Regions from separate parts of the Homo sapiens genome. Here regions 1 and 3 are each linked to region 2. Evidence: chromatin loops called from intact Hi-C (ENCODE). Cell type or tissue: PC-9. All regions are shown on one strand. Region 1 overlaps LOC105373891 (a long non-coding RNA gene). Region 2 overlaps LOC105373893 (a long non-coding RNA gene). Region 3 overlaps LOC105373895 (a long non-coding RNA gene).

Region 1 (8,000 bases), 260 kb before region 2:
GAACTTACATCCCTGTTTTCCCGCTCAAATGTTGCCTTTTCCAAAACTACCCATGGCCCACCCTGCCCTCCATCCTATGCCCATAAAAACCCCAGGCTTAGCCAGCAGAGAGGAGAAGCAGCTGGATGTAGGAGACTGTTGGAGACTGTCAGAGACTACAGTTGGATGTCAGATAGAAGCGGCTTGACTTCAGAGGGACAGCTTGATGTCGTAACTTCGGAGATTTCCTTTCCCACTCTGTCCCCTTTTCAGCTCACCTTCCAGCTGAGAGCCACCTTCATCGGCAATAAAATTCCCTGCATTGCCCATCTCCAATTCATTTGTGCGACCTCATTCCTCCTGGATGCTGGATAAGAATTCGGGTGCCACAAGTGTGGGTGCAAAAGGCTGTCACAGTGATCCTCCACTGAGCTGTTAACACTTAAGCTGTTTGCAGATGGCAAAGCTAAAAGGGCACTGTAACACTCCTTCTGGGGCCCTAGGGGTCACAGGCACCCCACTAGACACTGCTGTGGGGCCCACATAGTTTTTCTCCTGCTGGCACCCAAAAACACTTGCCCTGGCTCCTGCACCTGTTCACCTGTGCTTCCCCTCCTCCCACGAGGGTGGAAGACAGTGGGACCAAGCGAGTAGAGTCCACCCCTGCTGGCACCAAAGCAGTGGCTAGTTCTAGTGCCTGTGCTCTCCAGTTCCCACTTGTGAAGGGGTCAGGGAAATATCCTACTTCATTTCTGGGCATTGAGAAAGAAACACAAGGGCCTGGGAATTGGGAGACTTGGGTTGTTTCTGTTCCTAATTAGCTGTGATCTTGGGCAAGGGACAAACTTGCTGGGGGTCAAGGTCTGCATCGTTTATTTAACAAGCACATAGTAGTTGCCTACCAGTAGGCAGATCTTGCAGTAGGAGTTGAGAATAGGAAGATGAATGGGATGTGGCCAGCTCTAAGATGCTCACCAGTTAGTTGAAGAAGACAGATACTCCAAGGTGTTGGATAGGCATTAGAAGGGCTGGATGAAACTTTAGTTAGAGCATCAGGGACTCAGCAGTACAAAGGTGCATTAACATTTGCCTTGAGTTACAACAGTTTTAGGTAGAGGCAATTATGGGGCTCTGGTGAGCTTTAGAGGTCTTGGTTACCATGATCTAATTGGAATTACCTTCTGTGTGCAGGGAGTACTTTACTAACCCCTGTAGTGAGGCAGAGACCCCCTCCCTGGGCATCAAAGCAGAAAATTAGGTTTTGTATAAACCATTATATATAAACCTCTTGTTGACTGGCTCTGATAAGAAAGCCATAGTAAGCCCCCAGTTCTTTGTTATTTGCTTTGCAGCAACTTTGCCACCAAGAGTGACCGGCAGGGTGTCTGTGTTTTACTTCAACTCCTAGTTGAAAGAAAATCATTCTTTGTTAATCGCTGTATTGTAATTGTGAAACACCACGTTTGAGGAAGAGTTTCAAGGCAGAAATAGCCTTGAGGTCTAGTTCCCTTGTTTTTTAATTTGGAATGAAGGAAATGCTCTCATCTGAATTCCCCTATAGCCTGCAGGCAGTGGCATTCTAAGCAGCCTGCACACAAAAAAACCAGATCATATTTTAAGAGTCTTTTTTTCTCTCACTCCATTTACCTCTGTTCTATTCAGGAGAATGAAAAAATGGGAATCTTTATTTTTTTAAAAATGCCTTAAAAAATAACATCAAAACGTCAGTCTTTGCCATTTTCCAGTGCCTGGGGAATTGGCACATGTCTTCAATGCTAAAAGAATGTACTTTTCATGTTGCTTTGCATTGCAAATGAGCTTCATTCTTGGAAGACCTGACAGAGTAGGGGTGGCACCTTCACCATTTGGTTTCCTGATGCCCAGAGCGATATGGGGATTCATGAAGTCCAGTGTGGCTGGTGGATAAGATACTGGCTGCCAGAAAGTGGTAGCTCTGGCTCCTTGGTCAATTCTGAGACTCTTCTAGACCTCTGTGCTCATCACACATGCAGGAAGTAAGGATCCAGGGTCAGCATGGGGGCTGGCACCACCCCTTCTAAATGTAGGCATGGAAACTACAAGGCAGGCGTTTCCGAGAAAGAGACAGAGACTATGAAACTTACTTTGAAATCATCCATAGTGATTGAAATACAAAAAAAGCACATTGGTTTTCTGAATCATTTTCAAGTTATTTTGTTCCCGAATGCCACTCCTCCATGGATCCTCTTCTGAATTCCCATTGTCTGTTCCTCCTCACCCTTGGTCTTGAACTTTCCCCTTCCAAGCCCTAGAACCCTTGTGAAACGGCCTTTGCAAAAATTTTAACAGTGAGATAATTATCACGGTAAAAGAGATCTAATATAACCAACCCCCATCTTACTTTTAACCTCCGAACTGCTCTTAATCATTCCTGGGCTTAGGCCAAGCTAACTTTGGGAGCTACTTAGTTTATAATTTGAATGATATTAGCCCTTCCCCAAAACTAAACCACTTTTGTAAAGCTAATGAAAGACCACCAGGTTAGGAGAATGAGGAGTCTTACCAGCCATTATTCCAAAGGTCACAAGATTTGTAACATCCCCAATTACTCCTGAAGATAACATGACTATTGTAGAACCTAAGATTGGCCTTTTGAGATGTCTTTTCAGGTTTTTGCATTTCTGGTGACCAATGGCTCTAACCTGGAACCGCCAGCCAGTCCTTTGTCCCCACCCGAAGTCAATTCCCTGGTCTGCCAAACTATCCTTGAAAAACACTAGCCTCTGAATTTTCAGGGAGATTGATTTGAGTAATGACTCTGTCTCCCAAGTGGCATGGCTGGCCTTGTGTCAGTTAAACTTTTCCTTTATTGCAATGTCATGGTCTCAATGAATTGTTTTTGTCTGTGAGATGGGCAGGAAGAACCCATAGGTGGTTACACTTGTGCTTCCTTTGAGGGCCTGACCTCCAGCTTGGGAGGAGCAGCTGGGCCCCAGCATCCCTGCGGGGAACTGAGCTAGGCCCTCTGGTTGGGTTAGTGAATGTGTTAGGCAGCCCCCAGTCCTCCGCTGCCTTTGTATACATCTCCACACATCTTGCTTTCCCATTACTTCCTTTAACATTTTTCCCCTTAGTGTCCTAGCAACTGTCATGTCTACAAATTAACCTGAGAAAAATGTTGAAAAGGCACCGCTCTTACAGCCTGTGCTCCAGCTCCCCTGCTTCCTCCCAGCCCTTCCTCTGCTTCCTCTGCCTTCTGGTACAGTCATTAGTTGCTCCTCCAATTCCCCACTTGGCTGGCTTAGCTGCCTCTCTGCATGCCCCATTCCCATCTTTCTGTGTGCTCTGGTCCTCTCTCTGTCCTCCACTAGACCATAAGCTTCTTGAGCAAAGGGGTTGTCCCTTTCCATTGTGTAGTCCTGGCACCTCCAGCACAGTTAGGGTGCACGTAGTAGGCATTCAGCAAACGCTTGCTGCATTAGGTTGTACATATGGTTCACATTTTCTAGGAACGTCTGTTTGTTCTGATTATCTGCCAGCCAAGTATACTCTTGGGTAGAAAAAGGGAAATGGACTAAAAGATGTGGTTCAAGGAGTAGTCAACAGCCTGCTCATAATTACTAGTGGCAATGGAATAAGCATAAACTTTCTTGCATAACTAATCAATATCTTAATATATCTCCATTAGCAAGGGTGTATCTTATGTTATTGTTATTAAATATCTACCTATTGTGTCAAAAAGGTTTCAGGGTAATTGTTATTGATGGTTAAAATCTTGTCGGCTGCTGACCGTAGATTTCTTTTTTTAATGGATGATGATTGGCTGAGATTTATTTTTCCTGTATTGCTATAAGCCAGATTCTCCATTAAGCTATAAAATATTATGATACACTTGAAGCAATGTAATGTGATCCAAACACACAGTTATAACTCATTTCATTATTAGTCTCATGTGCCAAGACATTAGCATAGCAGTTAACTAGTACTGGGATAAGAGTGGTGCTCAGGAATATTTTTTAACAATCCAATTGCATTAGTGCCAGCTATAGTTTAACCATCGGATGGTTATACTCACGTGCATAATGATAATTGAGCAATAGAATGCTGACATGAATTTTTGAGGCAGAATCTCTGTTTTTAGCTTTAAATACAAAAATCCAATCCAGAGAACAGTGTGATATCTACCAGCATTTGGTAGATTTCAGTTTGTTAGAAGAGGCTCGGGTTCCCTTTGTCCTCTGTGGTTGGTACCTGAGTTGTAGCTATTTAGAAATGGATTTCTGGAACAGTCTAAATCTTCTGTGCTGTTCTCATATTTCCCTGTACTATCCCAGAGGAATGAAACTACATCATCCGGCCTACCCTTTGTACCCAAATGTGGTTCAGAAATCCACTTTGTCTGAGCTGTTGTCCAGATTTTTGTTGTAGGCACTTAACACTTCTCCCATGGAAAGCTGCTGGGATAGAGTATATGAATGGCCCCAATCCTTCATCCTCGCCCTGGTTACATCCTTTACAATGTAACGTTGCAGTTCCTGCCACTAAAGAGGAGTGATGTCTCCCTGCCCTTTGACTTTGGGTTTGGCCATGTGACTTGCTTTGGGCTGTTAGATGTCACATGACTTATTCTTCACTTCCTGACTTTCCCTACTTGGTGTTCCACTTGTGCTAAATCGTGTGCATTCCTGGAATACATCACACACCTTGGCATCACATATTTCCTATTAATAGTTCTACAATATTCTCTCATGCATCCCCACATCCACCACACCCCGAGGGCACCACACTCTTTCAGGGCACTGCTGACTCATTCTTCAGTCAACACACAGTCAAGAATCATCTTCTCCCGAAAGCTCCTGCCCCCTCACCTCCCACACGCCCCAGGGTCCTTCAGGAGCACCTTCTGTTGCTGCACTTGTTGCCTTGTTTTTTAATTTCTGGCTTCTTTTCCTATGAGTTCCTGAAGGGCAGGGATATATTCTTCTCCATATTCCCAGGGCCCAACACAGTTCCTTGTGTGTAAGTGGTAAGCCAGCCGATTTCAGCCCTTTTTCCTTTGGTTGTAACCGGCTTCATTCCAAGATAAGATTGAGTCATGCTAAAAAAAAAAAAAAATTGAAAACACAGGATAACAATTAAGTAGATGAAAATTTAGGAGAGAAAGGAAATAAGGGGATAAAGAGATGATGAAATAAAAATTCAAGTTGGAGCCCCAACATGCCAGGAAATCCTGTATAATTGTTATATTTAGGCCTCTAATTAAGCTCTAAGCTTCTAAGTACCAAAGCAAAGGAGAAAAAACAGGAATGGTTATAATGTTCGGTTTAGATACTTCATGAAAGAAGATGTATGTAAGGCCAATAAGCACATTGAAAGATGCTCAACATGATTAGTCATGAAGGAAATGTAAGTTAAAATCATGAGTTACCACATTATACTCACTATATTGGTTTAAATGAAAAAGACTGACAATATCAAGTGCTATTAGAATATAACGCAACTGGGCTCTGACACAATGCCGGTAAGAGAATAAAAGTCTGGCAGTATTTTATGAAGTTAAACACATACCTATCTTGTGACCCAGCAATTCCACTAAGTAACTGAGAGACTCATTCATGACTTGTACGCAAAAGACTTGCACGTGAATGACAACAGCAGATTTATTCATAACAGCTAAGAACTGGAAACAACTTAGTTGTCCCAGGGTGAACAGACAGTTGAATTGTGGTATATTCATACAATGAAATAGTACTCAACAATGAAAATGAACAAGTTGCTGGTATATGCAACATGGATATATTTCACAGACATTATTTGAGAGACAGAAGCCAGAGAAATAAGATATATATATTATATAATTCATATGAAGTTCTAGAATAGGTAAATGTAATCTACAAGGAGAGAAATCAGATCAGTGGTCGCAGGGGATGGGTATAATATGTGAAAAATTTACTGTAAAGAGACATGAGACAATTTGCTGGTATGATGGCACTGTTGTAAGTCGGAGTCAGCCAACTTCTTCTGCAAAGGGTAAGATAGTAAACATATTAGGCTTTTCATATTATGGTCTGTGTTATAACTACTTAGCTCTACCATTATAGCCAAAAAGTGGCCATAGACATGTAAACGATGAACATAGCTGTGTCCCAATAAAATTTTATTTGTACATTGAAACTTGAATTTCATATATAGTTCACATGCAATGAAATGTTATTAATTTTTTTCAACTATTTGAAAATATAAAATCCATTATTTTCTGGCCATACAAAAATAGGTGGCAGGCCAGAGTTTGCAGCTCCCATCCTAAATTTCAACTAGGGTGGTTGTTACCTGGGAATATCCATCTGTAAAACTCATCAAATTACTGTCTAAATTTTTGTGTTTATTTTGTACTTAATTTTAAGCATAATGTAAATTATGTTTAAAAAAATTTATAGTTTACACGTAAGATAAAGAATGTGTATTTATCAATCAGCTGAAACCCAGATTTTCAGGATAGAAATTTCTCCTCTGGGTTTAAACAAGGTAGAAATTAGATGGTTACTGTTTGGCCACTGGTGGGCTGGCTCTTGCCTGCAGATAGGTTTTACTTGGCCTACAGAGTGTTAAGCATACATGATTTGAATTGGACTAGCCCTTCGGGCAACCCTCATTAGTTCTGCAGATTCCCTGATAACTTAATTATTATGGGCTCCTTTTCACCTTTTTACAATCAACCTCTCACTATTCTTTTTTAAAAAAAACTTATTATATATTATTATGATATTTTATTACTTATTGAGACAGGGTCTCACTCTGTCTCCTAGGCTAGAGTGTAGTGGCGTGAATGTGGCTCACCATAGCCCTGATTATTATGATATTTTATTACTTATTTAGACAGGGTCTCACTCTGTCTCCCAGGCTACAGTGTAGTGGTGTGAATGTGGCTCACTATAGCCCTGACCTCCTGGGCTCAAGGGATCCTCCTGCATTGGCCTCCTGAGTAGCTGGGACCACAGACACATGCCATGTCTGGCTATTGTTTTTTTTTTTTTTGCAGAGACAGGGTCTTGGTAAGTTGCCCAGGCTGGTCTTGAACTCCTGGGCTCAAGCAGTCCTCCCACCTTGGCCTCTCAAAGTGTTGGGATTATAGGCATTAGCCACTATGCCTGGCCTTGCTATTTTTTTTTTTTTTAAGATGGAGTCTTGTGCTGTTGCCCAGGCTGGAGTGCAGTGGCGTGATCTCGGCTCACTGCAACCTTCATCTTCCAGGTTCAAGTGATTCTCCTGCCTCAGCCTCCCGAGTAGCTGGGACTACAGGTGCACACTGCCATGCCCAGCTAATTTATGTGTTTTTAGTAGAGACAGAGTTTCATCATATTGGCCAGGCTGGTCTGGAACTCCTGACCTCATGATCCTCCCACCTCCCAAAGTGCTGGGATTACAGGTGTGAGCCACTGTGCCCAGCCATTATTCTTACATTTAAGTTGTTTCCCCTGGAGGCAGTGTGTATTTGGAACATGTGCTCATTTTTATTCATTTTTATTTTTTAGCATCTTTAAATCATTTGGGGAACAAAATGTGAGGGTAGGGCCACTCACATTTTTTTTTTTCTCAGAGCCTGGCATAGTGTTTGCACATAGTTGGAGCTGAGTCAATACTGTTAGACACATGCATAAGTACATTGATGAAAAAGTGTCCTTCAGACAATCTTCACCATGTTCATTCCTCACAAGAGAGTTTTGATAAGAATTAAGAAGCAATGAGTCTGAGACGATGTTGTCTGGTAGGAAAGCAGAGTGGTAAAATCAGTAGTTGTACCCTTCTATGTGTGCACAATGGAAAGTATAGACAAATAGCATGTGATCTAGACCTGCACTGTTCAATATTGTTCACGTGTGGCTATTTAAATTTAAATTAATTAAAATAAATTAAAATTGAACTCCTCAGTTGTGCTAGCCACATTCCAAGTGCCCAACACCACATGTGACTGACTACTGTATGAGATGGCACAAATAATATAGAACATCTCCAACATCAGAGAAACTTCCACTGGACAGTAC
Region 2 (8,000 bases):
GCTGTGATGATTAAATAAAATAAGGAATATCAAGTTCTGAGCACAGTCTGGTGCATAACATGTGCTCGATAAATTTTCCATGATGATCATTGTCCTGTTATCTATTTTATTATTTTACAACTCTTATCTGTTCTCATGATGATTCCTCCACCTACTGGGACCATGAACAGTAAGCTGTCTGTGTTCAGTCAATACCTAGCTCAATGCTTAGTATTTGGGGTCCTTAATAACTATTTGAATGAATGAACAAAAGAATGAACAAATGATAAGATTATGACAAGAGATTTTTATTGATAAGTGAATTTCTAAATGGAAATGCTGGGAAATCTTGTTGAAATTATCTGAGGCTCAGAAATGACTGGTAGTGTGAACAGCGAGGAACTAGGTGAAAGAATGTCTTTGGGTGGGAAGAAATCCAGAACGCAGAGCCTCTGGCTCACTCATGTGGGCATCCATGTACAAGTGTTTCTGTCTCTGACTGATGACAAACCTTTCCTGGAGGGCTATTAAAATGCTTCTATTCTTAGGTAACTTTTGAACTAGGTATTTTGCAGGGAAATGGGAAGTTTCTTTGACCTTTGAAAATCTGCCCCTAATTCAGTTTCTCTGGTTAGGAAATGATTCCTCTGGATTAACTAGTATTTAGGGTAGTATAACTACAGTTAAAAAACAAAGACCCAAATGTGCATTTCTTGCTCTTTAACCACATTGGGAGGGAAAATATGTATTAATACATGGGATGGCTATCTTCCATTAAATAATTCAGGGAATTCAGGTTAAGAGAGGTTTGCCAGATCACCTGGGGATTATCTCCCAGTCAGCTGAATGGGGAAAGGAACATGAGCTGCATGGAAGGTTTCTTAACAGCAGCACTTATCACTCTTGTCTATATTTTATTGGCCAGAACTCAGTCACATGACCACACCAGACTGCAAGGGGATCTGGGAAATGTCATGTCCGGTTGGCACTTTCTAGTAACAATGTGCAATATATGAAGAGGAACATAAATATTTTGTGAACCATGAACTGTCTTTGCCATACTTTCAAGGAGACCTCTGGGAAGGATGATTTACTGTAAATTAGTTTGTCCCTGCCAGAGAAAGGAGATCTTTAACAGGAAGGTTTTATCCTAGAAAAGGTTGGGGTAAAAGGTTCAGGGACATCAAAGCTGAGCAGTGCAGTCCAGCTGCGGGAAAGAGAGCTGGGACAAGCCTATGTCCTACGGTCCTGGACTCCTCAATGTGAGAAGTAGTGCTTCAGGACAGGACAGGAGAAATACAAGATAGAGACATAAAGTCATCTAATTCACACTTTGCCAAGGATAAGAAATGGCTGCCCTCCAAGGAGCAAAATGGTGCTTGTGGGCGGCCTTTGCAATAAAGTACTTACAAGCCATTTGGGGGCTCTGCTCAGGTGTCTCAAGCTGTGGGGAAAGAATAAGGACATGTTTCCCCCATACTACTTTTACCCCTTCAAGAAGAAGAGGCAGGCTCATTATGTCTCTAGGTGGATTTTATAGTTCTGGATTTGAGCCTAAAAGTTGCATGTGGTTTTCAAATACTTATTTTATCACACTCCATGATTACCTCCATTATGTGTGGCTAACATTGAGTCTTTTCAGATTTAGTAGGGATATAAAAGGTTTAAATAAGACCAATATCAGATGTGTCTGGGATTCCATTTCTTGCATGCGCACTGTAAATAAACGCTAATGAAAAATATTTGAGTTCCAAATTCTGCCACCCCAAATCCTACAAATATGCACATTAAAGCCCCATAATCCCATAAAAGCCTTTTTACTTGTAAATAACACTATCTTGTTTTCCATCTCAAATTTCTTCTCCTGTAATTACACAATATTTGGTTTCCCCTTTTTAGGCAATTCAAATTAAAACTTATTTCATTTCATAATTACAAACATTCATTTTGAGTAAAGACTAATCTGACGGGAATTTGGTTCCAGTGATATTGTAACCCAGACTTATAATAGCAAAGCAATCCATCTCCTGACTAATGTCTTGGAATCTTTTACAACTCTACCCCGGCTAAACATTTGCCTTTGGAAAGTTTTATCCTTTTCCTTGAAATAATAATGCTTTATTAAGAGCACAGTGTGATTTGAGTTTTTTAAAAATAATGATTTAAATCAAAGACTTCAAGATATAAAGAATTTAAAGGGTGAGCCATTCTACCCTCTTAGTTTTGGGTTATTTTATAACTCCCATGAGCTTTAGAGTGGAACGTTGCTTAGAAAAATGTTCATTATTAAGTTAGGTTTCAACTGTTTCCTGAAAAAAGGAGAAAGAAAATATTCTTTGTCTGGGTATCATAATAGGTGATAATTTTGAAATACTAGATAAAGTATATGTTATTGCTATTCCGAGTATAGATAGAGTAGAATAAGATCATGGCTGACTGATCATTTAGGCATAGAGAGTTAATATCTAGGAAAACACAGTGTTCATTAAAATGAGAGAAAAACATCACATGGAGTGTTTGCAGAGTGATCATTGCTTATCTATTAATGTATAAAAACCACTCCAAAACATGGTGGTTTAAAACGATGCATTACGTTGATTACAATGATTCATTCCTCTCCTGTGTCCTGGGGGTTGATGAACTCAGCTGGGTGGTTCTTGCTTATTGGGGTACCTCATGTGGTTGCAGTCAGATAGTTGCTGATGCGGAGACATCTGAAGCTTCTATTCCTTGTATGTCCAGCTTTGAGGCTGGAACACCTGCAGGCTGTTGGATCTTTCTCTCTCCAATGGTCTCAATGTGTGGCTAGCTTGGTCTTGTGCACAGCATGGGGGTGTCTCATGTTGTGAAGAAGTGGAAGTAGTAGTCCGTTTTCTCATATGGCAGCTTGTTTCCCTCCTGAGGAAATGCTATAAGAGACCAAGGTAGGGGCTGCAAGGCTTTTGTGAGCCTGGCTTTGGAATTCCTGGAGGATCACTTCTGCTTCATTCTGTCCGTTGTGAGTGAGTCATGGGGCCAGTCCAAGTTCAATGGGAGGGGATTATCTACAGTCATGAGTAGAGGAATGCGTAGGTCATTGGAGGGCCACTTTGGAGACTGCTGACCACAATCATCAAGCAGTTGGTTCGTTTGCCTACTCAGATCATTTTAATGGGTGAAATGATCGCACTAAATCACAGATGTTTGTATTCAGAAGGATTTGAAGTTTGCAGGAGCAAAGGGAGCAGAGAAAGTTTCTTTGTTAGGTCTACCTCACAACTGTTTGAATAACCTGCAAGTGTGAGTGTGTGTGTGTGTGCATGTGTGTGTGTCTGTGTCTGTTTGGTGGAATTTTTGATTACTCTGACTATAGTTGTACAATTGACCCCTGAACAATGTGGGTTTAGGGAAACTGATCCCCTCACAGTTGAAAGCCCGCATATAACTTTGACTCTCCCTAAAATTAACCACCAATAGCTTGTTGACCAGAAGTCTTACTGATAACATAAACAGTCGATTAACATGTAAATAGACTGGTATGTACATTTGTCTTATGCATTCATGACATACCTAACCTTTTCTAGGCTCTGTGGTTCATCTTTGAGTTTTTTCAAATTGTTGCAAATCTTTAAAAATTTTTCCAAAATATTTATTTTAAAAAAATCTGTAGATAAATTGTCCCACACAGTTCATACTCATGTGGTTCAAGGGTCAACTATAGTTTGATTCAGAAGGAGAGAAATATTAAGTGCTTCCATTGTTCCAGGTTTTGTGCTACATACTTGAAGCATTTCATATAATTAGTGGTAGTTTAGTGGTCATGTTCAAATCCTTGGTAGCTTTGAAATTCACGAGGGCAAGTTACTTAACTTCAGTGGGCCTCTATTTTATCATGTGTAACATGTTCGTGGGGCTTTTGTTCATGGAGAGGAGCACTCAGTTCCTTTTGCACTTTCTCAGTATCCAATTTATTAGCATTATGAATGTACTAATCAATGAGTATTTTAAAAAATATAAAAGCTTAACATTCCTCTAACTCTTCATATACTATTTATACAACAAATAAATTAAAAGTGATGAATTTAACAAATTACATTTTCCCAAACATGTAAATAATTACCGGTTAAATCTAAGATTTCTAAATATTAATTAAAATTATAAGTCTAACATCATATTCTTGTAAATGTTTTAAACACTTTAGAAAGCAGACAACACTCATACAATATTAATGTGTTTATAGTACTAATCAAGAATCTTACATGAAAACCTGGTATAAAAATGGTAATATATCTATTTGTTTCTTCATTATCTCTGTTCTAATTTGGTTTGCTTTTCACCTGGTAGATTGATTTGGTACATTTACTCATCTGGAGATTTAGATGACCTTCCCAGACCTATTGATGTCATGGATACAGGTTAACATTTTTGTTCCCCGTCCCTTCCCTCAATCAGAGCTCCTAAATCCCTACTGTTATGATCTGAATGTATACCCCCAAAAAACATGTGTTGGAATTTAATGGTGAATGTTGACAGTAGTAAGAGATGGAGTCTTTGGGAGATGGTTAAGTCATGAGGGTGAAGCTGTTATTAAAGGGCTCGAGGGAATGAGCCCTTTAATAATACTCTTTTGTCATGTGCGGACACCTAAATGGTGCCATTTATTAGAAATAGGTCTTCACCAGACACCAAATTTGCTAGCACCTTGATCTTGGACTTGCCAGCTTCCAGAACCATGAGAAATAAATTTTTAGTGTTTATAAATGACCCAATCTGTGGCATTTCGTTATAACAGCACAAATCAACTAAGATACCTACCCTTTATTTTTCTTCATATCATTTTTTTCAGCTAATATGTGTATTTCATTAATTTTAGTGTCTGTATATCCATGCAAGAATATAAGATCTATGTGGACAGATTTTTTTTGTCTGTTTTGTTCACTGCTGTGTTCTCAATGTCCAGAACAGCACCTAGAGCACAGAAGTTGGTCACAATACATATTAAATAAACAGATGATGAACTTTGGACTATGATATAAATTAGCCTATGTGAGTCAGATATTTCCTCTGTAGAGATTCCCAAGTGAGCAGGCTCTGATCTAAGTCAGGCGTTATCCATTACATGGTAAATTGTTCAAATTATTGCTTTTGCTTGAGGTTGTAATTTTTGTGTTTTGTTTTTCTTTTTTTGAGACAGAGTCTTGCTCTGTTTCCTAGGCTGGAGTGCAGTGGCGCAATCTCGGCTCACAGCAAACTCTGCCTCCCAGGTTCAAGCAATACTTCTGCCTCAGCCTCCTGAGTAGCTGGGACTACAGGCATGTGCCACCATGCTCAGCTAATTTTTGTATTTTTAGTAGACACGGGGTGTCACCATATTGGCCAGGCTGGTCTTGAGCTCCTGACCTCATGATCCGCCCACCTCAGCCTCCCAAAGTGCTGAGATTACAGGCATGAGCCACCTCGCCCTGCCAGGTAGTAGTTTTTATTCCTCTTGATCAAGAACTTCTCCTGGATCACACTGATTTATATACTTTATTTATAGAAACTAATATAAGTCCATTTTAGAGCTGCTTGCTTTGAACTGGGGCCTAGACTATGTTAGACACATCTAAAATTTTGAGTCACTTTGGTGCCTTGCATTGACAAATTTCTTATTGGCTATGAAGACCTGTAGTATTGAAACCTATATTAAAATGTTGAAGAATTAAATGGGGTAATCCACATAAGGTAAATGGAACAGCACCTGACAGATATTAAAATCTCAATATTATTATTCTTACCAATATTGCTGTTTTCAACTGTCCTTGCTACAAGGCCATTTGTTTTCTCTATTGGTATTTCTGAGGAATTCCAGTCCAGTCTGAATGATAAGATATGTTAAAAGTTATACATTGAAATAGTTACTTGACAGCAAACCTGTCCATTATATATTACACCTATAGAACCAAATGCTATATCTCTCACAATGAGCTAATAAGCAAATATAGGAAAATAAATAACTCCTAGAGTAGTAAAGAATTATCTGCTCTCAACTTCCCCTTCCTTTTTACACAGATCCTTGGTCTACAGATTGTATGACTACAAATATATACGAAGCTAATATTTGTTGATCACATCTTATGTGCAGTGAATTTTGCTATTTTTTATTTATTACAACCAATAGCCAACTGAGATATGAGCTTGTTCTTAAAGATAGGCGTTTTTTTGCATGCATTTTATGGATATGGGAACTAAGGCCTAGGTTGGGCACGGTGGCTCACACCTGTAATCCCAGCACTTTGGCAGGCCAAGGCGGGTGAATCATTTGAGGTCAGGAGTTCAAGACCAGCCTGGCCAACATGGTGAACCCCATCTCTGCTAAAAAATACAAAAAATTAGCAGGGCGTGGTGGTGCATGCTTGTAATCCCAGCTACTAGGGAGGCTGAGGCAGGAGAATCGCTTGAACCTGGGAGGCCGGAGGTTGCAGTGAGCCGAGATGGTGCCACTGAACTCCAGCCTGGGTGACAGTGCTAGACTCCATTTCAAAAAAAAAAAAAAAAGAAAGAAAAAAAGAAAAAGGTGAAAAAACCATCTTAAAGTCACACAGCTAAAAAGCATCAGAATAAGAGTTAGAACTTAGAACTCACATAGGACTCATACAAGACCAACTGGATTTTTTCCATTAGACCTTGTTTCGAGGGAAGGGCAGTGCTTCTGTAGAACATATGTTGCTGTTGTTATGGCTTTGACTGTTCAATTGTTTTTTCAATCCACCCAATATGAGTTTATCATTTAGCCTCTACTCAATTTTTATTAAGTAAATTTTCCAAATGAAAACTTGAATCCACTATGGCCAGATACCTGTTGCCAAATATATGAATATAAATGGCATTTATTTGTTGAATACAATGTAAAATTATTTAAATGTAATAATGGTTTGTTATGCTAACATATAATTATGCTAGTACTTCAAGAAGATAAAGTCCTAGAAATGGAATCACAAGTATACACATTTTAAAATTAAATGGATATTGTAAAATTACCCTCCATAATAACTGTAATAATTTACCCCTCAAAATGCTTTTGCTTGTATAGATGTTTCCAACTTTTAAGTTTTGAACTGCTATTCTAGACAAGTACTACTTTAATATGTATTAATTTGTTAGCAATATTGTGTCTTTTTGTTTGCTTATTAGCTATATAATTTCATGTGTTCTATGAACTCTTGTTCATTTTTTTGCTCATTTTAATGTTGAGGGTTTTTTCTTATTCATTTGTAGGAGATTTTCTTATACTTGAGATTAACCCTGACCTTTGTATGTGTTACAAATTATTTTTTCACATATTCTATCATTTATCTTTCAACTTTGACTACAAAATCCATTTTTCTGACAAAATTATTTCTAAAATTTTAATTATTTACATAAGTATAATTATATAAATTATATCTATTATATTTATATACTTTATATAAATTATATCTATTATATTTATATACTTTATATAAATTATATCTATTATATTTATATACTTTATATAAATTATATCTATTATATTTATATACTTTATATAAATTATATCTATTATATTTATATACTTTATATAAATTATATCTATTATATTTATATACTTTATATAAATTATATCTATTATATTTATATACTTTATATAAATATATAATTATATTTATATACTTTATATAAATATAATTATAAATATATTTATATACTTTATATAAATATAATTATAAATATATTTATATACTTTATATAAATATAATTATAAATATATTTATATACTTTATATAAATATAATTATAAATATATTTATATACTTTATAATTATATGTTATATTTATAATTATATTTATATAATTCATAATTATATACATTATGTTTATAGTTATATAATTTATAATTATATACATTATATTTATATTTATATAATTTATAATTATATAAATTATATAAATTATATAAATTATCTTTAATTTATATTATATAATCTTTATATTTATATAATTTATAATTATATAAATTATATACATTACTTATGTAAATATAAC
Region 3 (8,000 bases), 390 kb after region 2:
GCCATTTGGGACATTTGGCTCAGTTTGAAAATCCTAAAGCAACATTCATATTTTAGAATTAGAAATTCCGCATACCTATCTATAGTGTACACTGATTTGAACTGAATTTGAAATAAACATATCAACAGTAAATCTTCTTAAGGCTGGTGATGGCACATACTTTTGAAATGCTTAGGTATAAACAAAGCAAGCATACATTTTCTAGGTCTCACTATACAGTCATAAAACACTTGGCTATAAATCAGCATGGACCACTTTAATTTCATTTCTTGCCCACATAATCAAAACATGAAGCTCTCTTTTCTTTAACACATAATTCTTCTCAATCATTACATAAATTGCCATATTTCTTAATAACAAAGTAAATGCTTGGGTTCAGCTATGATTTACAGATTGGGTAAATTATTAGCTATATGGTTGTAATATGCTGATCTGCTTACAAAATATGTGTTTTAAGTAAATACGTCTATGACTACAGAAGAGAATGTTATCCATTACTATTTAGATCTTTTAAATATCTTCTCTATAGCAGGGGCAAGTACTTCCAACTGGGTTATATTATTTGTGTTAATTTTTTTCAAGGCTTCATTATCGAAACCTGCAAAAGTTGATAAGGACGTGCCTTCATACAACCACATTTACTATAAGGATGTCACATAATCTTTTGTCACTGATTCACTTTCCAACTTTCAGAAATTATTTGACTAAGTTGAATTTGCTATATTTCCCAGTTCCCTGATGCCATTGATTGTATAAGGCACCATCAATTTATAGATAATCTTTCTGAGGGTTAAGCAGGGATCAATTTTGATAAAAGTAATGTTGATTGGCAATGAGCTGTGAAATACATTCTGCCATTATCATCTAACACCAGAATTTTTCTGAAGGAAAGAGTTGTTTTGGTGGGTAAAATATTTTGTTGAAGATTTGGAGCTGCTGCTCAGCAATTCAGCTCCTATGTGTCTTGGAGGCAAGATTCCATGTCTCCAAGACACATGTGACTGGATTGCTGAGCAGCAATATGTGTGTGTGTGTGTATATGTGTGTGTGTGTGTGAGATGAAGCTCTGCATACAGACCAAAGACTTTGGAGCTTGGGGTGGGGCAATCCTGAGATAGTAAAAAGGCGGGGAGAGTGATGAGAAGGACATGTACAAATTGGAAGTGAAGCCTTCCAGTTTGACTTCTTCATATCTCCCACCAAATCTTCAGCAAATCATGCATGCTTACAGAAACCCTAGTGGGAAGAGGATTTCGTAGAACTTGGTGTAAAGGCCAAAAACGTTTCACACCTGAGTAGTGGCAAAGATGTAGGGGCCAGGCTCAGAAGAACTATGGAGTATAAATCCGAGAGTCAGTCCATGTTGATACCAATAGATCTAGTGTGTTTATTAGAAGAACGTACCAGTTTAGTTATACATGCCCTATGGAGGAAATTTAGTTCTTGTCAGTATTTCTTCAGTATAGTCAAAGCTGCAAAGAGCACCTCTACACGTCTCCTGAAACACACAGAGGAGAACTTCTCTCAAAAATGCACCTAGAAGTATTATTTTTGGTTAATTGTAAATTTACTACATATTTACTACAAATTATCCTCCAAAGTAACTATATAAATTTATGCTTTGATATTCATGAATGAAAGTTTTCCTTTACCCTTATTTTTGTGAACAAAAGACATTATCTTTCTAATTGAGTATGGGATGCTATTTTATTATTTCATTTATTTGTATTTAGTTAATTTATTTTTTGCTGATTAGGAGTGAGACTGGGCAGTTTTTCTTAACTGTATTAACCAGTATGTTTCCCTCTTCTGTGTATTGCCTCTGTTTTCTTTGGCAGGCATTGCTAATTGTCTCTCCCTATCCATCCTTCGCTTCTTTATCAACAGATTCTAATTTTATTTGAGATCCCAATATGCCCAGGTAAACTTATTTTCTCCTTTCACTTGAGTCTGGAGTGGGGGCCGTGTAACCCAGCTCTGGCAAATGGAAAGTGGGAGTCACTGGGGCCTCCAGGTGAATTTTTGAAAGGCAGGTCTTTTACTTGTGTCCCTGGCACGTCACTTCTGTTTATTTCTGGAGCACAGACCTGATACCTGGAGAAAAGGAAGAAGACTGTCCTAGGTGAAGAGAAAGTCTATTGAACAGGAAAGAAGCCAAGCCCTTGATGATTTCCTCAGACGGCTGTGCTGACCCTAGATGGCTTCTTTCCCTACCTCTGATTATGAGAGGAAAATCAGCCTACATTTACTTAAGCCGCTCTAACCACATTTCTTTAATAAGTAGCAACATGTCATACTATTACGGTGTCTTTGTCCCATTTTTAATTAGCTTGTTTTTTTCTTATTGATTTCCAAGAGTTCTTAATATATGATAGATAAAAATCCTTTGTCAGTTATATGTGACATAAATATCTTCTCCCAGTGACAGAGATTTTGTTCTGACTCTTTCTCTAACTTCACTGTGGGTTCTGAAAACATTGCTTTCCCTTTCTAGATCTTGGGTTGGTATTCTGTAAAATGAAGAGTAGAGAGTATCCAAGGATTTTTCCAGCTCTTATATTCTGAGTTCACTGATACGGGCTTAATAAACATGTCTCTGAACAGCTTGCACAGAGTGGCTGGTCAGCCACAGCCAGTCATCTTGATAAAACTCTTTCTGTCCCTACTGATCGATCACACAATCCAGACTGATTACTTAAGAGACTATTTGCAAACCATTCTGGTTAGCTGTAGAGTGATCCATCTTTTTGAGCATGTATAAAAATACCCTTACAGCTATAGAGTTGAAAACTGTCTTACATTACCCAAGGCAAAAAAAAAAAAAATCATAGGAAAACAAAAGAAGAATATTACAACATTTCAGCACATGTAATGTTAAACTAAATGGACATGAGTTGTCAACAGAACTTGAAAACAGCATATTCCCCTAATAAACAATAGAAGAAAATGGTGAGTAATTCTTGATATGTTTCAGAAATGCTCATTAAGTTCTATTATAAAATAACAACTTCTTGAAGTAAAGTAGTTTGCTAGTTGTCAGTTTTGGATTTGATTTAAAAACAAATGGTGGATAAATCCTAAAAGTCAAACAAAACAACAGGTAGATTAGAATGAGTATTTATTCAAGATGGTCTGTTTTCCACTGTTACTGGGAAAAGAAAATGATTTTAAAACTGGGAAAAACCTCCCCTAAATTTCAGATTTTTCTTTGTGCTTGTGTAGAAGCTGATGTAGAAAGGATTATGAGAAACTGTTTGGATGAAATTGAGAGAATACCTTTTCAGGAGTCAAGACCATCTTGGACTTCAGCCTAGCAACACCAGCCCCTACATGAGTACTGGGTTTGCCAAAGGGCTTTGCATGACTCTTTTTCTAATTCCTAGGCTCTGGAAGAGACGAACCTGCCAAGCTGTCTAGAGCTGCAACTCTCAAGTTGGTAACAGTTTACATGAGGTTTACCTGAGAACTGAGTGCATGAACACACTAACCTGATTCAAGTGAATGATATGTGTGAGTAAATAAAGTTTTTAATGCAGGGAGTGGAAAAACAAACAGAAAAACCCTAAGGTGATTAATCACTCCCATTCTTCCCTTACAAGTCTGTTTATGGAAAACGTCAGAGCTGCCTACTTTATCTCATCCTTCATCTCCTGACTCATTAGCTTTTCTTTGTTATAAGTCAAGGGTCCTCTGGACCCTAAAGATTTCTGGAGTCTAATGAAGGAGTTAGCCTAATGTTGTCACTAACTGAACTGGATGGGTAGTCCTGACTTTCCAATGCTAGGTCTTGGGCCTCTCTCTTTCTCTTGCTTCTCTGTGAGATACAGAAGAGAGATGCCTGGGCTTTTTCCTTAGAACCACACAGACTCCTGCTATTGCCTTCTCCCTATTTGTGGCAATGCTGACTCACCTCAGACAAGGTGCCAACATGGCCCCACCCCTCCAGTGCCACCCAAACAACAGCAGCAACACCCAGGAGGCCCATAAACCGAGACACCTCTTGGGGTAGCTTATCTCTGCACAGTGACCACTGGGAGCTGCTCACCTGTCCCACTGGAGTCTGGGTTCCATATCTTTAGATTCTCTCTTGCTGCTAGCAAAACGGCTTCCCTCATCTTACCCTGCTTCACATCTTCATTTTGGTGAGGGTCAGAGGTAGGTTAGGAGCCCTGCAGTCAATTTGTGTCTGTAGTGAGGCAACTGAATCCACAGCCCCTCATCCACAGGTCAGTTTAAGAGTAGTTGAGGCCGGGCACGGTGGTGAATGCCTGTAATCCCAGCACTTTGGGAGGCCGAGGCAGGTGGATCACCTGAGGTCAGGAGTTCGTGACCAGCCTGACTAACATGGTGAAACCCCGTCTCTACTAAATTAAAAAAAAAATAAAAAATTGCCAGGCGTGGTGACGCATGCCTATAATCTGAGCTACTTGGGATGCTGAGACAGGAGAATTGCTTGTACCTGGGAGGTGGAGGTTGCAGTGAGCCGAGATCATACCATTGCACTCCAGCTTGGGCAACAAAAGTGAAACTCCGTCTCAAAAAAAAAAAAAAAAAAAAAAAAAAAAAAGTAGTTGAACCTAGACCTGAGAAATCTTCCTTGCAAGGTGTCAGGTCCAGGCATTACTTCTGCCCCTCATCCCAGGCTCCTTTCTCACTGATGAAGGGGACTCTCTCAGTGAACCCACCATTGGCTGCATCCGTCCAGCAATCTCTTTCATTTTCTCCTCTCCTCTCCCCTTACTTACTATTGTCTGTGAACTTGAATAGATTTATCTGAACTCCAATTTTTGGCCAGAGTTCAATTATTTCTTTTTCTGTGCATGTTTGTGTTTTTGTTTGTCTGATAGACTAGTAATGATTTCCATAAAGGTTCGTAAGAGGTATTTGTGTGAATTTGTTGAGTATATTGATTCTTTTTCTCTTGGAATGGGGCAGTAGAAATCTTTGATGTCCTTTTCTATATTTATTGGACCACCTGAGTTTACCAGGAGTGCTGGTGAAGTGTTTCCAGCCCACTGAATGTTTTTGATATTAATTCGAAATGTACATCTAACTTGATTTAAAAAACCAAAACAATGGCTCTGCAAAATGAAAAGAGTAAAAAACCACCCTTGATCTACTTTGTTGAGTAATCAATCCCTTCATTTCTTCCCCATAAGTTAACATCTGGTGGATGCCAGCCTTGATTTACATGCTTATCTGTTCATTCATTATTAAAGTGAAATAAAGACCTGAAAGTGTCTATGTAAACAAGATACATGATATTTTTGTCCATGTAAAAAGTTCATTCTTCTGTATTTTTTCATCATTCAAATTTTGCACCAAAACAACATGTTTTCCATTACAGTAGTTTTATAGTCAGTTTTTATATCTGGTAAGGTAATCATGATAAATATTCATCTTTTAAAAAATAATCCTTGATATTCTTACCTACTGATTTTTAAATATGGATTTATAATAATTTTGTCCTCAGAACCACCACATCAAGTTATCACTAACAATTAAGTTATACCCATTGTATTGGAAATAGTGATAGCTTTGTAAAATTTCATCTTTCCATTCAGGTATATGTAAGTATATATCTTCATTTATTAAAGTGTCCTAGTACGATTTGCTAGTCAGGGCTCACCAGAGAAACATAATAAACAAGACATATATCTATTACCTAAGTTGACCCATAAAGGTACCCATTGCAATACGATTTTTCAAATTTCTTCAAATCTTGTGCATATTTTCAAAGTTTATTCCATAATAGTTCATGTTTTTGCTTGCTGTTATAAATTATGATGCCTTTCTCACATTATGTTTTTAAAGTATAACATTCTGGCATAAGTAATGCATATAAAACTTGTAGAAAAGTTCTTGGCACATGGGAAGGTCTTAATGAATACTGTTGTTCTGTGTATATTTATTATGCATCTAGGCACCTGTCTTAGTCCATTTTATGCTACTGTAACAGAATACCACAGACTAGGTAATTTATAAAGAGCAAAACCTTATTTCTACACTTCTGGGGGCTGAGAAGTCCAAGAGCATGGTGCCAGCATCTGGTGAGGGTCTTCGTGCTGTGTGATAACATGGCAGAAGTGCAAGTAAGAATGAGAAATAGAGAGGAAATTGGGCCAAACTCATCCTTTTATGAGCCCACTCCCAGGATAACTAACCCACTTCTACAATAATGGCATTAATCCACTGACCTAATTACTTCTGAAAGTCCCCACTTCTTAATAACATTACAATTGGAATTAAGTTTCAACAAAAATTTTGGAGGGAACATTCAAACCGTAGCAACACTTAATACTCTCATACTAGTTTTAAAATTTCCTTTTCTTAACTATTTTTTCTTATAGTTATAAATAATATAATCTAGAAATAAGTTTAATTTTTACCCATTATTTCAATAAATGCCTTGACAAATGGAATTACCTGAAAGTAAAAATCTTCTGCATGGCCAAAAAAAAAAAAAAAGAAATGAAGAGACAACCCACAGATTAGGAGAAAATATTTGCAAATCATACATTGGGTAAGAGGCTAATATAAATAACATATTAGGAACTCAAACTACTCAACAACAAGAACCCAAATAACCCTATTATAAAATGGGAAAAGGACTCAAATAGACATTTCTGGGAAAAAAAAAAAGCATACAAATGACCAGCAGAAATATTAAAAAGGATCAATATCTCTAATCATCATGGAAAGGCAAATTAAAACCACAATAAAAATAACCTCATACCTGTTAAAATAGCTACTATCAAAAAGATGAAAAAGCAAGGGTTGGCGAGGATGTGGAGAAAAAAGAGTGCTTATACTCTTGTACACTGTTGGTGGGGATGTAAATCAATAAATGCATTGCTTATTGTTTTGGCTGTATCCTCAAAAACACATCTTAATAATATTAATAAAAGAAGACATCTTGGTCTTCTTCCTGAGAATAAGGGGAACCCTATTATTGCATGTTAATTTTCTCCACTAAATTCCCTTTGTTTTATTTAGGGACAGTTTTTGCCTTGTTTATCCTGGCCTCTTTCATACTTTGTATTTTTCTCATTTTCAGGTCACCCTTAGTTGTCTATTTTTAGCAATGTGACAATAAAAGCCGTTTGGTAACTCTTCGTACACGGACAGAGCTTTTAGTCTGATGGACTTTACTGAAGAGTGATGGGGATGGGAAATTTTTGTGATGCTGCCTCAAATGTCAGAAATTGGGGACTTTCAACTTCTCCAGCTTTTAAATCTCGTTGACTCCTTTGTTTGAAAGCATTACCCGGGCCTTCAGGAGTGTTGCACACAGGGTGTGTGCAGAATTAACTATACAGACTTTAAACGACTCCCTTTTGCTGTCAGGCTCATGTCTTGTTCCTTCTTTTTCTTCTATACCTTGTACCTAATGTTTCTGAGTCTCAAATCTTTCTGAGATACTGGAGAGGTGGAATGCCTTTTTTTCCTGGATTATCATTTTAAATTCTAATTTTGTTTGTTTGTTTGTGTTTTTTGAAACAGAGTCTTGCTCTGTCACCCAGGCTGGAGTACAGCGACGCAATCTTAGCTCACTGCAACCTTCACCTCCAGAGTTCAAGCAATTCTTGTGCCTCAGCCTCTGGAGTAGCTGGGACTACAGGCACTCATCACCACGCCTGGCTAATTTTTGTATTTTTAGTAGAGACAAGGTTTTACCAAGTTGGCTAGGCTGATCTGGAACTCCTGACCTCTGCCTCAGCCTCCCAAAGTGCTGGGATTACAGGCATTGAGCCACTGCACACAGCCAAATTCTAATAAGTCTTTAAATTAATAATTTTGTTAGCAGCCTGATTTAGAGCCTTGTAAGATGTGAAAACATTATTTAATTTCTAATTTTTCTAAAAGCTTTTAAAATTAGGAATTTCAACGCCTTTAGGAAACTCTTGAATTTTCTGATTGTTTTTATTATTTACTGATGATTCAACTTTTCCTCCTCATTCTCTAATTCTTCAGCACTAATTGAGTATTCGCTGTGCTGT

Evidence for each region. Hi-C counts contacts between places; a loop is a spot of excess contacts. Peaks named below come from ENCODE experiments on the same cell type or tissue, not always from the same donor. Only the 100,000 strongest peaks of a DNase experiment are listed, where the experiment ranks them.
Region 1: it touches region 2 in a loop (17-fold over the local background); 2 of 110 quality-filtered maps call a loop at or near these places.
Region 3: it touches region 2 in a loop (9-fold over the local background); 2 of 110 quality-filtered maps call a loop at or near these places.

Annotation. Positions count from the first base shown.
Region 1 is chr2:219,964,176-219,972,175 of GRCh38, forward strand. All of the region lies in intron 1 of LOC105373891 (a long non-coding RNA gene), which reads left to right. Among named protein-coding and RNA genes, the nearest start is that of MIR4268, 62 kb to the left of the region's middle. RefSeq lists enhancers at 487-1,152, 1,153-1,818, 4,208-5,407. In PC-9, no CTCF peak of the experiment used is centred here; DNase peaks (open chromatin) are centred at 1,476, 4,746 and 5,526; H3K27ac peaks cover 1,864 bases.
Region 2 is chr2:220,225,823-220,233,822 of GRCh38, forward strand. All of the region lies in intron 2 of LOC105373893 (a long non-coding RNA gene), which reads left to right. Among named protein-coding and RNA genes, the nearest start is that of MIR4268, 320 kb to the left of the region's middle. In PC-9, no CTCF peak of the experiment used is centred here; DNase peaks (open chromatin) are centred at 1,899, 2,629 and 3,029; H3K4me3 peaks cover 2,719 bases; H3K27ac peaks cover 4,902 bases.
Region 3 is chr2:220,616,170-220,624,169 of GRCh38, forward strand. The region is part of intron 1 of LOC105373895 (a long non-coding RNA gene); the gene reads left to right. Among named protein-coding and RNA genes, the nearest start is that of MIR4268, 710 kb to the left of the region's middle. RefSeq lists an enhancer at 2,984-4,183. In PC-9, no CTCF peak of the experiment used is centred here; DNase peaks (open chromatin) are centred at 3,542 and 3,942; H3K4me3 peaks cover 1,426 bases; H3K27ac peaks cover 3,287 bases.